Regions from separate parts of the Homo sapiens genome. Here region 1 is linked to region 2. The links are chromatin loops, found by intact Hi-C in ENCODE. Cell type or tissue: psoas muscle. All regions are shown on one strand.

Region 1 (8,000 bases), 260 kb after region 2:
TCTTGTGATTGGCCTGCAGGCTCTGGCCTCCTCCCAGCTGGGCCAAGGGGACCATCACATCTGTAAGTCATTTGAGGCCGAAGTGACAAAGGGTTGGGAAGCTCTGCTCCAAGGGTGAAGATTTAAAGCACTGGTTCTCAAACTTGAGCATGCATCAGAGTCACCTGCAGGGCTTGTTAAACCACACATGGCCGGACCACATCCCCAGAGTTCAGTAGGTTTAGGGCGGGGCTCAATAATTTATATTTCTAAAAAATTCCCAGGTGATACTGATGGTCTGGGAAACACACGTTGAGAACCACTGATTTAAAGTATTGCCTGCCATTTTTTTTTTTTTTTTTTTTTTTTTTGAGATAGAGTCTTGCTCTGTCACCAGGCTGGAGTGCAGTGGCATGATCTGAGCTCACTGCAACCTCCGCCTCCCAGGTTCAAGCGATTCTCTCGCCTCAGCCTCCCAAGTAGCTAGGACTACAGGCACGCACCACCATGCCTGGCTAATTTTTGTATTCTTAGTAGAGACTGGGTTTCACACTGTTGGCCAGGATGGTCCCAATCTCTTGACCTTATGATCTGCCTGCCTCGGCCTCCCAAAATGCTGGCATTACAGGCGTGGGCCACCGCACCCGGCTGTATTGCCTGCATTCTTATTCTGGCTGGGCATGGTGGCACACGCCTGTAATCCCAGCACTTTGGGAGGCAAAGGCAGGTGGATCACTTGAGGTCAGGAGTTCGAGACCAGCCTGGCCAACATGGTGAAACCCCGTCTCTACTAAAAAGAAACCCCATCTCTACTAAATACAAAAATTAGTCGGGTGGGGTGGCACGCACCTATGGAATCCCAGCTACTCAGGAGGCTGAGGCAGGAGAACTGCTTGAACCCGGGAGGCAGAGGTTGCAGTGAGCTGAGATCGCACCATTGCACTCCAGCCTGGGTGACATAGCAAGACTCTGTCCCTCCCAAAAAAAATTATTTAAAAAATGTTATTATTTTTTGAAATGAGGTCTTGTTCTGTCACACAGGCTGGAGTGCAGTGGTGCATTCATAGCTCACTACAGCCTCAAACTCCTGTGCTCAAGTGATTTTCCCACCTCAGCCTCCTGAGTAGCTAGGACCATAGGCACGTTCTACAAAGCCCAGCTAATTTTTTATTTTGTAGAGATGGGGGCAGTGATCTTGCTGTGTTGCTCAGGCTGGTCTCGAACTCCTGGCCTCAGGCATTCCTCCTGCCTCAGCTTTCCGTAAATTATTTTATTTTATTTTATTTTATTTTATTTTAAGATGGGGTCTTGCTGTGTTGCTGGGGCTAGACTCAAGCTCCCAGGCTCAGGCAGTTTTCCTGCCTCAGCCTCCCAAGTAGCTGGGACTACAGGTGCACACCACCACACCCAGCTAAGAACTTTTTAATAAAGAATTCCTACAAATTGGCTGGGCACAGTGGCTCACGCCTGTAATCCCAGCACTTTGGGAGGCCGAGGCGGGTGGATCACCTGAAGTCAGGAGTTCAAGACCAGCCTGGTCAACATAGTGAAACCTCCTCTCTACTAAAAATACAAAAAAATTAGCCGGGCATGGTGGCGGGCGCCTGTAATTCCAGCTACTTGGGAGGTTGAGGCAGGAGAATCACTTGAACCCGGGAGGTGGAGATTGCAGTGAGCCGAAACCGTGCCACTGCACTCCAGCCTGGGCAACAAGAATGAAACTCTGTCTCAAAAAAAAAAAAAAAAAAAAGAATTCCTACAAATCAATAAGAAAAAGATTAAGGATCTCAGTAGAAAAATAGTCCAAAGATATAAACAGGCAATGCACAGAAGAACATTAGTAATAAACCTTTGGGCATATTTTCATGCCCACACTCACTAGTAATCAGGAAACTCCCAACTAAATTGAGATACCACTTCATACCTATCAAATTGGCAAAAATTTTAAAGTCTCATAATACAAATATTGGTGAGGATGTGAAATAGTGGGAACTCTCATAAACTGTGTGTGGGAGTGTAAATTGTTACAATTACTTTCAGACAATTTAGGCAAATTTTTAAAGTTCAAGAGCTACTCCTGGGAATAAGGAAACATGCAGTATTGTTTGTAATGGCCGCCATTGGAACAATCTGCACGTCCCTCTGCTGAAGGAAAGAATAAAGTGTGGCATATTCATACCATAGTTGTGGAATTCTTTCCAGCAGCTAAAATGAATAGCTATATATGCATCAATCCTGATGAATCTCAAAATATCAAAGTTACAGAATGACACAGAGTTTGAGAAAAAGCAAAACAAAGCTATATAATGTTTTAAGAACACAGACATTTGCATGAGTTAATTATAGTATAAAGACATGCAGAGGAATGCTAGACTCCCAAGTTTTAGTAAATCATGGTGATCCCCCCAGGAAGAAAGGTAGAGGATAGGATGAGGGAGGGGTGCACAGGTGGCTGAAATGGTATCTGTAATGCTGCATTTTACAAAGCTTTTAAAAACTGAAGCAAAGATAGTAAGACGTTATGGTCTGATAAAATTGGCTAGTGGGGACACAAGTGTTTGTTATGTTATTCTCTGTAGTTTTCTGAGGTTCTAAACATTTCCTTTAAATAAAAAATGATGGGGGGATTAGGTAGAGAGCAATGAGAGCAAAAAGCATTTCAGGGAAAGTAAGCAGCATGGAAAAGAAGCTAGGCTCTCACCAATGATGGCCTGGAGGAACCAAGAGAAGCCAGTAGGTCTGGAATTTGAGGCATTTGAGGGCAGAGGGAGGGAAAGTGGGGCTTTACAGGCCATACATTGGGTTTGGGTCTTTATTCTAAGGTCTGTGGACCAGTTCACCCCTAGCTCTCAGGCTTCTTGGGAAGTTCCAGAGTAATGACACCTTCAGGCTGTCTACAGGGAAGCAGCAGCACCCAGGCCAAATCTTCCAGTCCTTCTGCGGGCAGCTGCTCTAACAAACACTCAGGCTGGGAGAAGGGAAAGGGGCAGCAGGAAGGCTTCATTACCACGAGACAGCACAGAGTCCACTCTTTCTTACCAGAAGTGGCTGCAGGTGGTCTCGGAACTGTGACTAGCGTCAGAGAGGCCTGTATTTGAATTATAGCTTTTTTGCTCCTAGTTTGTAACCTGAGTCAGGTTTCTTAATTCCTCTGAATGTCTGCGTTCTCCATAAAGATACTCACTGAACTGACCTCATAGGATTAATACGAGCAGAAAATGAACTTATGGGTGTGTAGTGCTGACAGAGTAAGCCCTTGGTGAATATTCACTATTATTATCATCATCATCATATTGTTTCCCACACCCTCTGGATCAAGCGTCTTAGGCATTTCAGGGCAAGTAGGGTTTGGGATACCCTGGAGGTGCGGGCTGGAGCTAGGGCAGAGCAATGACCTGGACACCCCACGCCACTTCAAGGCCCTAGGCTAGAGGCAGCTTGTGCAGCACGAGTGTGCCTCCAACACAGTCCAGAAGAGGAGCAACCCTCAGGAAATGGCCCAGGACACCTTCATAGCGGCCTTTTTCCTCCCACCTGGAGAAGGTAACCAGACATCGTGTCATCGCTGCTTCTCTCATGGCCCTGACATTCAAACAAAAACCCTAGAGGTGCACTGTGAGCCCAAACAGACATGGGGACACCCTTCAGCCACCCCATGACTGCCACCTTGACCTGGGGACACCCTTCAGCCACCCCATGACTGACACCTTGACCTGAGGACACCCTCCAGCCACCCCATGACTGACACCTTGACTTGCGGACACCCTTCAGCCACCCCATGACTGACACCTTGATTTGGGGACACCCTCCAGCCACCACATGACTGACACTAGTCATGTGACCTCCTCAAAGAAGTCCAGTCATGGAAAGTGGCTCTTCTTTCTGGCCGTGGCTGAGGGCTGGCTTCCCCCAAAAGTAAACTGGAAACTAGATCGCTGGCTTCTGCCTGAGACCTCTGCCTGGTGGATGCTGGCAGCACGCATTTCCTCTGGGCTCTATTTTTATTTGCTCTTTTGGGCTCTCCCAGCACTTTAAACCAGATAGAATATACTTACTGATTACAGCCGGCGCTCATTCTGAGCACCTGTTAGACACTAGCATATATAACATCATCATGCTGACTCTCCACAAGAATCCTGGGAAACAGGAACTATGATTATATCCTCTTCACAGATGAGGAAACTGAGGCTCAGAGGGAAATTGTCACTTGGCCAGTGAGTAGTGGAACTAGGACTTAATCCTGGGGTCAACTAATCCAGAACTTCAGGAAAACCGGTGCAGCCCGTGCCACTAGACCAGGGAAACTGACCCTAATTAGGGGTGAATAGGAAGTTGGCAAGTCAGTAGGTTCAGGCTGGAAGCTGTTGCTTCCTTGGCACCCTTAGAACTCCCAGCCAGACTGCCTATCCCAGCTGCTGGAAGTCAGCAGGGGAGGGAGAAAGTGGCCAGTCTCTCAGACCAGCCACGTGCTCTTTCTCCACTCCAGTTGCCTGTCCTAGGCTCCACCCCACACATGGTTCTGCTCAGCACAGCCTGAACCAAAGTGCCTCTACTTCTCCCCAAGAGTCCCTCTCTCTAGCCCGGAGGCATGGTCCGCAAGGGTCCCTCCATGATCCAATAGATTTGTGCAGACTCTCACTGGCAGCAGCTCCCTGTTGGCTCCACTTCAAAGCAGGGGCGGCCGGGCACCTCCAGGTGTCAGAAGCAGCTGGCACGTTAGCAGAAGGCCTCTGGCAGGAAGGGGTGTTGAGCCAACTGCCAGCAACTGGAAAACAGCACATGGGGATGACCTCGTCTCCAAGAAGATTCTTTCCCGAGCCCTCTGGGAGTGGCAATGAGCTTGAGTTCAGAAGGAAGGAGCTGTCTGTGGGGATAGAAGGGTTGCAGGCAAAGGCAAAGAGGCAAAGACAGACCAGGAGCTTCCTGCTTGCCTTTTCCCATAGTTCTGCTGAGATTCCAAAGCAAGATGCAGATGCCCACAGCCAGAAAGATCCCATAGGTGGGTTAAAGACACAGATGCCTAGAACTTTCATGGTCTCAGCATTCATTTGGAGACAGACAGCACAGCATATGATGTGATTAAAAGCACCTTTCAGTAAGTCTTCTGCAGCCATAGACCTCTGAACATCAAACTGTCCCCCCACTAGATTTAACACTAACAGGAGGAGCTGTTAGTTCTGTCCACCCTTGGGACAACACTGTCAGAGCTGGAAGAAGCCCTTTGGGAAGTATGAGCCTTCAAACTTCTGCTTGAACATTTCTGGCAATACACATCTCATTCCTTTACAAATCAGCCACAATCCTAGAACTAAGCAGCTTGAAAATGTCTCTAGAGCCAAACTCTAGATCCCCGTGGCATCTCCCCAAGAGGCAGTCCTTTGAGAGTTGGGTCTCAGCCTTCACTTCCTCCCTAGTCTTCACTTCTAAGCAAAAGATCTAAATGCAGCCATTTATCCAGTATCCTGGTTTTTAGACTGTCCATCAGCCTGACCCTCTTCTCCAGGACTCTAGTTTACTCCCCTTAAACGGACTGTCCAGACCTGAAGGTAGTAGTATTTGAATGACAGCTCTTTTGCTCCTAGCTTGTAACCTTCGCCAAGTTTCTTAATCCCTCTGAATGTCTGCATTCTCCATAAAGATTGTAAGTATCTTTATGAGAGGGATTAAGAAACTGCTCCAGGTGCCACCTGGCCAGAGGAAAAGGGGACCGTGGCTTCTCTCACTCATTTGTTCATGCATTTCTTCATTCAACAGACGTTGACTGAGTGCCTACTATGTGCCAGACACCATACCAGAGTCAAGCCACAAGCAGGGAGACAGAGGTGTCACTTGGTAGATCTTATGTTCCCAGGACAAAGACAACAGTGTGAGGAGGTTTCCGAGAACTGCAGAAGCCAGTAGCAGGGGGGCCTATTCTAGGCTGGGTTAGAAAAGGTGCTTTCCTCTTTCATCTTCCCCAAGAGATGCTGTGGAGGCTTCAGCCTGAAGAATATGGAGATATCCGGTAGGTGAGGAGGAGGCATGGAGGGCAGGGAGCATCATGGGTAGAAGGGACAGGGAGCATTATGGCTAGAGGGACAGACTTGTCTGGAGGGCATGAGTAAGGACAGCTTCAGGGAGGATGGAAGGACTAGTGTGGCCAGAATGCAGTGGGGGAGTCGAGGGAGGCAGGGGGCAGATGGAGCGGGCTCACAGGCCAGATCCAAATGGGGGAACGTGTCCTAAGGGCAATGGGAAGACTGTGAAGGTTTTTTTTTTTTTTTTTTTTTGACATGGAGTCTTGCTCTGTCATCCAGGCTGGAGTGCAGTGGCACAAGCTTGGCTCACTGACATGGCCACCTCCCAGGTTCAAGCGATTCTCCAGCCTCAGCCTCTTGAGTAGCTGGGATTACAGGCATGAGCCACTGTGCCCGGCCTCTGTGAAGGGTTTCCAACACAATGGTAAAATGGTCACATTCACATTTTAGGAAAATCTTTCTGCCCACAGGATGGATACTCAATTAGAAGAAGGCTCACGCCTGTAATCCCAACACTTTGGGAGGCCTAGGTGGGCAGCTCATGAGGTCAAGAGATCAAGACCATCCTGGCCAACATGGTGAAACCCCGTCTCTACTAAAATACAAAAATTAGCTGGACATGCTGGCGCACGCCTGTAGTCCCAGTACTACTCGGGAGGCTGAGGCAGGAGAATCGCTTGAACCTAGGGGGCGGAGGTTGCAGTGAGCCACTGCACTTCAGCCTGGTGACAGAGTGAGACTCCATCTCAAAAAAAAAAAAGCAAGAGGAGTAGTTGCAGGGAAACTGGGTAGGAGGTCATGCCATCATCAAGAAAAGAGAGGTGAAGGCTGGGGGTAGGATGGTGGCTGTGGACGTGGAAAGAAGTAGATGGATTCAAGAGAAATTTCAGCAATAGCATTGATAGGACTTGGTGACTGGTTGATTGGCTTGGAGCAGAGGGTGGCGGGGGGAAGTTTCCAGGATGTCTAGTATGCCCAGCGTTTCTGGTTGAGGAGAGTCATAGCCGGTGTTGCTGTTAACACAAGCTCGGATCCATTTGGCTTTTTAAAAGGTAGCCAGTCTTACTTCTTGCAGTTGAAAAAAAACCCTCAGTCCTTTATACATGTGCTGCTGGGATCCAGCCACATGTCCCCCAGAAAGAAAGCCCTCGCCTCTGTCTGCACCCGCTTCACTCGCCCCCTACTCCCTCCTGCTCGGCATATGTTTCAGCTCCCCAGTCTCTGAGACTCAGACTCTTCACCTGTAGAATGGAAATAACAATAAGACCCACCCGTAGGACTGTTGTAGAATAAAATTTAATTAATGTAGTCAAATGCCTTAATAGCCTGCCATGAGGTAGGGTACTCAGGAAAGATACCTGCCTCTATAGGCGGATCACTTGAGGTCAAGAGTTCGAGACCAGCCTGGCCAACATGGTGAAACCCTGTCTCTACTAAAAATACAAAAATTAGCCGGGCATGGTGACAGGCACCTGTAATCCCAGCTGCTAGGGAGGCTGAGGCAGGAGAATCACCTGAACCTAGGAGGCGGAGGTTGCAGTGAGCCGATCTGCACCACTGCACTCCAGCCTGGGCAACAGAGCAAGACTCAAAAAAAAAAAAAATGCCTCTATTGTTACCCGTATTAAGGGCACCTGCAGGGCTGCCCTGCTCTGACGGACACTCCTACCCTCCCACGGTGTGCGCCCCCTCTTCTGCAACGGCCCATCTCCAAAGGGACTGCTGATGTTTGAGGTCAAGATGGCCCCTAGCAGAAAGCTGCAGACCACTTCTGAGGCTGGAAGGGTGTGCCCTGTTTATAGCTTCTAGTCCCATCTGTGGCTGAAAGAGGAAGATGCTAGTGGCACTCAGCATTAAGGCTTCCGCGAGGCTGCGAGGCAGGGGTAGCCCTTTGGGAAGTACGAGCTCAAGCTTCTGCTCCGAGGCAGGCTCTGGAATGGGCCTATTGGTGAGAATTGCAAATGGAGGTAACTTCTGTAATTAGACAGTGGTGATGGTGGCGCT
Region 2 (8,000 bases):
GATGGAAAGAAAACAAGGCATAGGTTCATGATCTGAAATGCCTTAAAACACTCCCCAGCATCAGCTACACAGCAGAAGCAGCTGCCACAATGTGAGCTTCTCACGTGGGAGCTTCTCACTTCGGCTCTGCAGCAGCCCTCCGGCTTCTGACCTACCAAGGACTTGAAGTGAAGACAGAAGTGGTCCAGGAGAGACACTGGGCTCCTTCTATCTGAGGCCAGGGTTTTAAACAAGAGGAATCCCAGGGAGCCAGGCAGGCCACGGCTCCCCTATGCATACCTGCATCTGTCCAGTACAGTTTGTTGGTGACCCAATCAATGGCCAGGCCAGCTGGGCTCTCCAAACTGGTATCCACTACCACCTGGGCAGGAAGCAAAGCTGTATCACCAACTGTACTTCCACTCTAGTTCTGGAGCCCAAACTCCACCAATTCTCAAGGTTGGCAAAGGTATGGGAAGCCCTTCCCTGGAGAGGGTGGATTCCACCCTTCAACCTCCCCACGCTGGGCCCTACCTCCTGTCCTGTTCCATCCCACTTGGCCCTGCTGATGGTATCAGTGCTGACATCTGTCCAGTACACGTGGTCATCCCGGGAGTCCCAGTCAAGGGCCACAGCACTGCGCACGTCAGCCAGTGGGATGACATCATCAGACAGGTCCTCTGTGTCAAAGCTGATTCGACGGATGTCCATCCTTCGGGCAAAAAGCAGGAACTTGTCAAGACCTGATCAAAGGCCGAAAGGGGTCTTCTTTTAATGCTCTAAATCCAAGAACAGTGACAGACACAGACGCTCACCTGCGTGACATCTGGTTCAATCACACTTCCTGGGATCTGGTGCCCTTTGCCCCCTATACTTTATACCTCAGGCTTCTTTTAAGCACTGCCATGCTAGCAGAATCAGACTTCTAAATCAAATGGAAACAGACTCTACTAAGGTCCCAGAAGTGCATGCTGTTTAAGCATCTGTCGGCTTCATCTCAACTTTTCTCTCTTCTTACTTTTCTCCACCTCTTCTGGTGTCCTGGCTTGCCCACTGCCAACCCCTGACCCCTACTTCCCTGATGTTCATGACTGTGTCAGGGCTCCTGCCCCTCCACTCCATCACCTGGATCCCTTCCTCTTGCTCTCCTCTTTACAACTTTAAGCCAGTAGCTTAAGCTGAGCACTTTCCTTGCCAGGCACTGTGCTTGGTGCTTTTTTGATCTCACACCAAGCCTCTCTCGTGTGTTATTCTTATTCCCATTTTCTAGACGAGCAACCCTGAGGCTAATAGAGATCAAGAAACTTGCCCAGGATCCCATGGCTACAAAGCACCAGAGCTAGGACTCAGATCTGACTCCAGAGAAAGAGCTCTGGCCACTCCTCTACGTAGTTTACTTCCAGCCAGCTCTTCCCCATCCTCTGCCTTTCCTCTGGTCAGTCTGAATACTTTCTCAGTAGACTTTTCTATCCAGAAAGGCACTTCCTGACTAATGTTGCCAAATGTCTTCTTCCTAGGGCTGGGAAATCCTTAAGGGGAAGCTGTCAGGGGACAGGGGGCTTTACTTCTTGCATCTCACTAAGACAACAGGGGAAGCGCTGGACACAAAAGAATGCAAGAGGAAAGGGCCAGGCATGGTGGCTCATGCCTGTAATCCCAGCACTTTGAGGGGCTGAGGTGGGGTCATTGCTTGGGCTCAGGAGTTTGAGACCAGCCTGAGCAACATAGTGGAACCCCGTCTCTACTAAAAATACAAAATTCACTGGGCACAGTGGCTCACGCCTGTAATCCCAGCACTTTGGGAGGCTGAGGTGGATAGATCACGAGATCAGGAGTTTGAGACCAGCCTGGCCAACATAGTGAAACCTCATCTCTACTAAAAATACAAAAATTAGCCAGGCATGGTGGCAGGTGCCTGTAATCTCAGCTACTTGGGAGCCCAAAGCAGAAGAATCGCTTGAACCAGGGAGGTGGAGGTTACAATGAGCCGAGATCATGCCGCCACACTCCAGCCTGGGTGACAGAGTGAGACTCTGTCTCAAAAACAAAACAAACAAACAAAAAACTCCACAAAATTCGCCAGGTGTGACAGTGTATGCCTGTAGTCCCAGCTACTTAGGGGGCTGGGGCGGGAGGCTTGCTTAAGCCCAGGAAGTCGAAGCTGCAGTGAGCACTGTTTACACCACTGCACTCCAGCCTAGGTGACAGAGCAAGACCCTGTCTCAAAAAAAAAAAAAAAAAAAAAAAAAAAGGCCGGGGGCGGTGGCTTATGCCTGTAATCCCAACACTTTGGAAGGCAGAGGCGGGCAGGTCATGAGGTCAGGAGTTCAAGACCAGCCTGACCAACATGGTGAAACCTCATCTCTACTAAAAATACAAAAATTAGCTGGGTGTGGTAGTGCACACTTATAATCCCCGCTACTCAGGAGGCTGAGGCAGGAGAAGCACTTGAACCCGGGAGGCGGACAAAAAAAAAAAAAATGCCAGGCACAGTGGCTCATGCCTGTAATGCCAGCACTTTGGGAGGCTGAGGTGGGTGGATCACCTGAGGTCAGGAGTTCGAGACCAGCCAGACCAACATGGAGAAACCCCGTCCCTACTAAAAATACAAAATTAGCCAGGTGTGGTGGCGCATGCTTGTAATCCCAGCTATTCAGGAAGCTAAGGCAGGAGAATAGCTTGAACCTGGGAAGTGGAGGTTGTGGTGAGCCGAGACTGTGCCATTGTACTCCAGCCTGGACAAGAGCAAAACTGTCTCAAAAAAAAAAAAAAAAAAAAAAAAAGAATGCAAGGGGAAAACTCAGAGAATGAAATTAGGTTCTTAGTTAATATGTGTATGAATGAAACTTTTGAATGTTTTCCCTAACCACACTCTCTAGAAAGGACCCAGGTCCCAGGAGAATTTTATTTTACCCAGATTTCAGAGGGTCAGTGGGGTACACAGCAGTAAACAAGAACAGCTGCTGATGTGTGAGGAATCACCCCAGGTGCCCTGCTGGTCGTGCCATATGCCCGGACCGCTCCTCTCTGGACTATTCTTAGAAAAAGTCATCGTGTGCTGGGCTCTCCAGGGTTACCCTCTCAAAACAATAACTCCTAAGGAGCCCAAAGGAAGCCAAAGTAGCAGTTCAGGGACAGACCAGGGAAGATCCCATGATCTTCCACTTGTTTAACACATATTTATCCAGGACCCGCTTACACAGAACATCATCAGAGATTCTAATTTTGGCTTCCTGGTTTAAGGGCCGAAAGAAAGTCTTCAACAGGGTGACGCTAAAGGTAAAAAGGTAGGAAATCATTCCCCTGTTTTCTAGAAGAGCATAAAACCCTCTTGCTGCCTATAGAGAAGGCAATCCTGCCTGGTAAAATGATACATGAGCCTCACTGCAGGTGTTCACACTCGACCGGGCGGTATTGCTGAGCCTTCAGCCACTAGTGCTGGGTCCTCAGTCCTCAGCTTTGATAGAAGATCCCTCAGCCTCTTAAGTTCTTCCTCTCCAGGGCTCCCTGAGGAATGTGGTTTTTCCCATGACAGGCAATCCCTCCACGTCCTATCCCTTGTTCCTTCTCCCCATCCTCACAACAGCCTCCATGGAGGCTGGTGTTGCAGACCCACTTACTCTGGGCACAGGCGTGGCTGCTGATCTTGCGGAAGCCAGTGGGGCAGGCACAGGTGTAGTTCTGGCCACTGGGCAGACACAGGTGCGTGCAGCCTCCGTTGTTGTCCCCACAGCGGTTTTTCCCTGCTCAAAGAGCCCAGGGCAAGAGGATCAGCGAAGGTCTGCAAAAGTGACCCCAAGACTAGGGAATAGGGGTTTAGGTAGGGTGATAGTTCCCTGAAGGGAGAAACTATGTCTTATATTTTTGACATCTGCCCCTGCTGCTAGCACAGTGAGTACCCGGCACAGAGGAGATGCCCTGTAAATGTCTGCCTGAATTAGATGGGAACGGTGAAGTCTAATGAATCTTTTCGTGAATCTTGTTGTACTGCCCCGAATGTCCAGCAGAGGGAGGAATTAGCCCATGTCAGTGCCCTGCTGGATTTCCCCATCAGAAGAAATGGCAACTCTAAGGGGAAGGAAGGTTCTCAGAGGCACCAGAGGCCACCTCAACCATGAGGCTACTTTGGCTCACCCGGTGGGCAGTTTTTTACCTGCAGGTTGGCGCTGGGGGTGCAAGGTGTGGATGTCCATAGGGAAGTGGAGTTTGTTGCGAATGATTTCCTGGTTCTTCCCCGTAAATTTGTTAGCGCTATTGATGCTCTTGGTGTGCCAGTCTGTCCAGTACAGGCTGTCTTCAAACACTGTGATGGCGAAGGGATGCGGGAGGCCTGGGGAAAGTCCAGGAAGACCTCAGTCTGGACGTGGTCTGCCATGTCCCCTGGGCCCAGGCCTGGCAACTACACAAAACCTCTACCAAGGCTCCTGGGGGGCAGGGACGGGGGCAGGAGGACAAGAGATGAAGGAGACTGAAGGAAGGGGCTCACCCTGGCTAATGACAGCCTTACGGTGACTCCCATCCAGATTGGCCCTCTCGATGACATGGTGCTTAGCATCCACCCAGTACATACGGCGCCCGGCATAGTCGATGGTGAGGCCATTGGGCCAGAAGAGATGGGTATCGGCAATGATGCGGCGTCCAGAGCCATCCATGCTGGAGGCCTCAATACGGGGGGTGTTGCCCCAGTCTGTCCAGTAAATGGTACTAGGAAGAGAAAAGTAAATTGGGAAGTGGGCAGCAGAAAACAGGTAGGTAACCAGGAGAATAATCAGGTAGGGCGCTTTTATCCATTTAACTCAGGGGACTCCAATGTTTGGTCCACAGAATGAATTTTTTTTTTAGACGGGGTCTCATTTTGTCACCCAGGCTGGAGGGCAGGTGAGATTACAGCTCACTGCGGCCTCAATCTCCTGGGCTCAGAAGGCCTCCCACTTCAGCCTTCTGAGCAGCTAGTATCGCTACACCTAACTAATTTTTTTTTGTAGTAGAGATGAGGTCTTGCTATGTTACCCAAGCTGGTCTCAAACTCCTGAGCTCAAGCAATCCTCCTGCTTTGTCCTTTCAAAGTACTGGGATTATAGGCATGAGTCACCATGCCCAGCCTCAGAATGCTTTTTAAGTGTCTGAGTTTAAATGTCTTTAGACAGGGCATTTATTCATTTAATAATTTTTTTTTTCATACTGGCAACAGGCAGGACATACTATCTTAGGCACTGGAAATCTAGCAGTGAACAAAACAGACAAAAGTCTCACAGAATTGACAATATAATGTAATATTAGGACAGGCACTTTCTTCTTTGTCACAATCTCTTCCACTGCCTTTTGTATTTTATTTTCTTTTATTTTTGAGACTCGCTCTGTTGCCCAGGCTGGAATGCAGTGGCACGATTTCAGCTCACTGCAACCTCCACCTCCTGGACCCAAGTGATTCTCCTGCCTCAGCCTCCCAAGTAGCTGGAATTACAGGCACCCGCCACCATGCCCAGCTAATTTTTGTATTTTTAGTAGAGATGGGGTTTCACCATGTTGGCCAGGCTGGTCTCAAACTCCTGACCCCAAGTGATCCACCTGCCTCGGCCTCCCAAAGTGCTGGGGTTACAAGCTTGAGTCACCATGCCCGGCTCCTTTTGTATTTTATACACACACACACACACACACACACACACACACACACAGACACACACACATACACACACACAGTTTCTAAAACAGTTGATACATACTGTAGGACCTTATAAGATACTCCCTCCATTGATTGCATAGAATTTTTAAAAGCCAGAGGTGAGAACTTCATTTCAGGAGTTTTTCTTTAATTCAGATTTCTGAATTTTAAATTTAATTTTTTTTGAGACAGAGTCTCACTCTGTCATCCAGGAGTGCAGTGCCATAATCATGGCTCACTGCAGCCTCGAACTCCAGGGCTCAGGTGATCCTCCTACCTCAGCCTCCTGTGTAGTTGGGACTACAGGCATGCATCAATAAGTCCAGCTAATTTTTGTACTTTTTATAGAGATGGGGTTTTGCCATGTTGCCCAAGCTGGTCTTGAACTCCTGGGCTCAAGCAATCTGCCCACCTCAGCATCCCAAAGTGCTGAGATTATAGGCATGAGCCACTGAACCTGACCAGATTTCTCAATTTTATTTATTTAACTTTTTTTGAGACAGGGTCTTACTCTGTCACCCAGGCTGGAGGTCACTGTTGCAATCACGGTTCCCTGCAACCTCGACCTCCCAGTCTCAAGCCATCCTTGCACCTCAGCCTCCCACGTAGCTGGGACTACAGGCATGTGCCACTATGCCAGGCTAATTTAGAAAACATTTTTGTAGAGATGAGGCCACACTATGTTGCCCAGGCTGATCTTGAACTCCTGGACTCAAGTGATCCTCCTTCCTTGGTCTCCAAAAGTGCTGGAATTATAGGTGTGAGCCACTGTGCCCGGCCCCTCTATTAATTTTTAGGCTATAATAATTAATTACAATTCTTATGAATTACTAATAACTATTAATTTGTATTAATTAGGTCAACCTTATGAGCTAATAATAAAAATACGAAACACCTACAACTTATCTAATGTGTGTTATATGCAATTTAAAATGCATCACCTCATTTAATCTTCATACAACTATGATGGAGGTATTTTTTTTTAATCACCAATTTAGAAATGAGTAAACAAGGCAGACAGAGATTAACTGGCCCAAGGCCACACAGCCAGTTATTACAGAGCCAGGACCTAGACTCAAGTGTGTGGGGGACAGAGCCCATGTTATTAACATCATACTTTTTTTTTTTTTTTTTTTCGAGACAGAGTCTTGCTCTTTCTCCCAGGCTGGAGTGCAGTGGCGCAATCTCAGCTCACTGTAACCTGTGCCTCCTGGGTTCAAACAACTCTCCTGCCTCAACCTCCCGAGTAGCTGGGATTACAAGCACCCGCCACCATGCCTGGCTAATTTTTGTATTTTGCAGAGATGGGGTTTCCCCATGTTGGCCAGGCTGGTCTCGAATTACTGACCTCAGGTGATCTGCCCGCCTTGGCCTCCCAAAGTGCTGGGATTACAGGCGTGAGCCACCGCGCCCAGCTACACCACACTTTGAGGATGTACTCCCAGAATGTCTAGTCCAGGTAGCCTGGGAGCTGTCCCGAGAGGTTGCAAGAAAGTTCGGGAGCCTGAGATACAACTTACCCCTCCATGGGATGCAAGGCAATGGCCCGGGGCTTCTCCAGGTTCTGCCACAGCAACACTTTCCGGTGGGCCCCATCCAGATTGGCCACCTCAATCCTCGAGGTGCCTGAGTCGGTCCAGTAGAGTTTGTCATGGACCCAATCCACAGCCAGGCCCCCTGGTGAGAAGCAGCAGCAAAAAATGTCAAGGAGTCAACCCAGGCCCCCATGTCCCATAGTAATAGGAGCAAACTCTTACAGGAAGCAATTTTTTGGGCCAGGCACTATTGTCATCACTTCAGATACATGAATTCATTTAAGCATCACAACTCTGTGAGCTAGATACTGTAATTTCCATGAGGATGAGGAAATTGAGGCACAAAAGAGTTAAGTAACTGTCCAAGGGCATGCACTTCCTCCTCACAGTCAACCATACATCACTTTCTGAATTCTGTCTCCCTGACGCATTCCCAGGGTCCCCCACTGCACTGACCCAGGGGTTTGTAAATTGTCATCTGGGGTTTTGCAGAGGCATTTCAGAAATTCCCTAGGCATTTGAGTCCAATGTGCTTGATACCAAATTAGAATTTGACCACTTCACCTATTTGTAAAATAGCCTGAGATTGACAAGTGAGCTGTTTCTGTGGTTTTTTGTTTGTTTGTTTCGAGATGGAGTCTCACTCCCATTGCGCAGGCTGGAGTGCAGTGGTGCAGTCTCGGGTCACTGCAACCTCCACCTCCTGGGTTCAAGAGTTTCTCCTTCCTCAGCCTCCCAAGTAGCTGGGATTACAGGCATTTGCCACCATGCCTGGCTAATTTTTGTATTTTTAATAGAGATGGGGTTTTGCCATGTTGGCCAGG

The links. Peaks named below come from ENCODE experiments on the same cell type or tissue, not always from the same donor. Only the 100,000 strongest peaks of a DNase experiment are listed, where the experiment ranks them.
Region 1: a loop joins it to region 2, with 6 times the contacts of the local background. A loop is called at or near these places in 107 of 110 quality-filtered maps.

Annotation. Positions count from the first base shown.
Region 1 is chr11:47,144,657-47,152,656 of GRCh38, forward strand. All of the region lies in intron 4 of CSTPP1 (centriolar satellite-associated tubulin polyglutamylase complex regulator 1), which reads left to right. Among named protein-coding and RNA genes, the nearest start is that of ARFGAP2, 28 kb to the right of the region's middle. In psoas muscle, no CTCF peak of the experiment used is centred here; a DNase peak (open chromatin) is centred at 4,467.
Region 2 is chr11:46,885,812-46,893,811 of GRCh38, forward strand. LRP4 (LDL receptor related protein 4) reads right to left here. Exons shown (of 38, transcript NM_002334.4): 13 at 7,162-7,318; 14 at 4,466-4,683; 15 at 4,133-4,309; 16 at 3,600-3,722; 17 at 514-722; 18 at 280-361. Among named protein-coding and RNA genes, the nearest start is that of LRP4, 29 kb to the right of the region's middle. In psoas muscle, a CTCF peak has its summit at 3,973 (motif pointing right); a DNase peak (open chromatin) is centred at 4,030.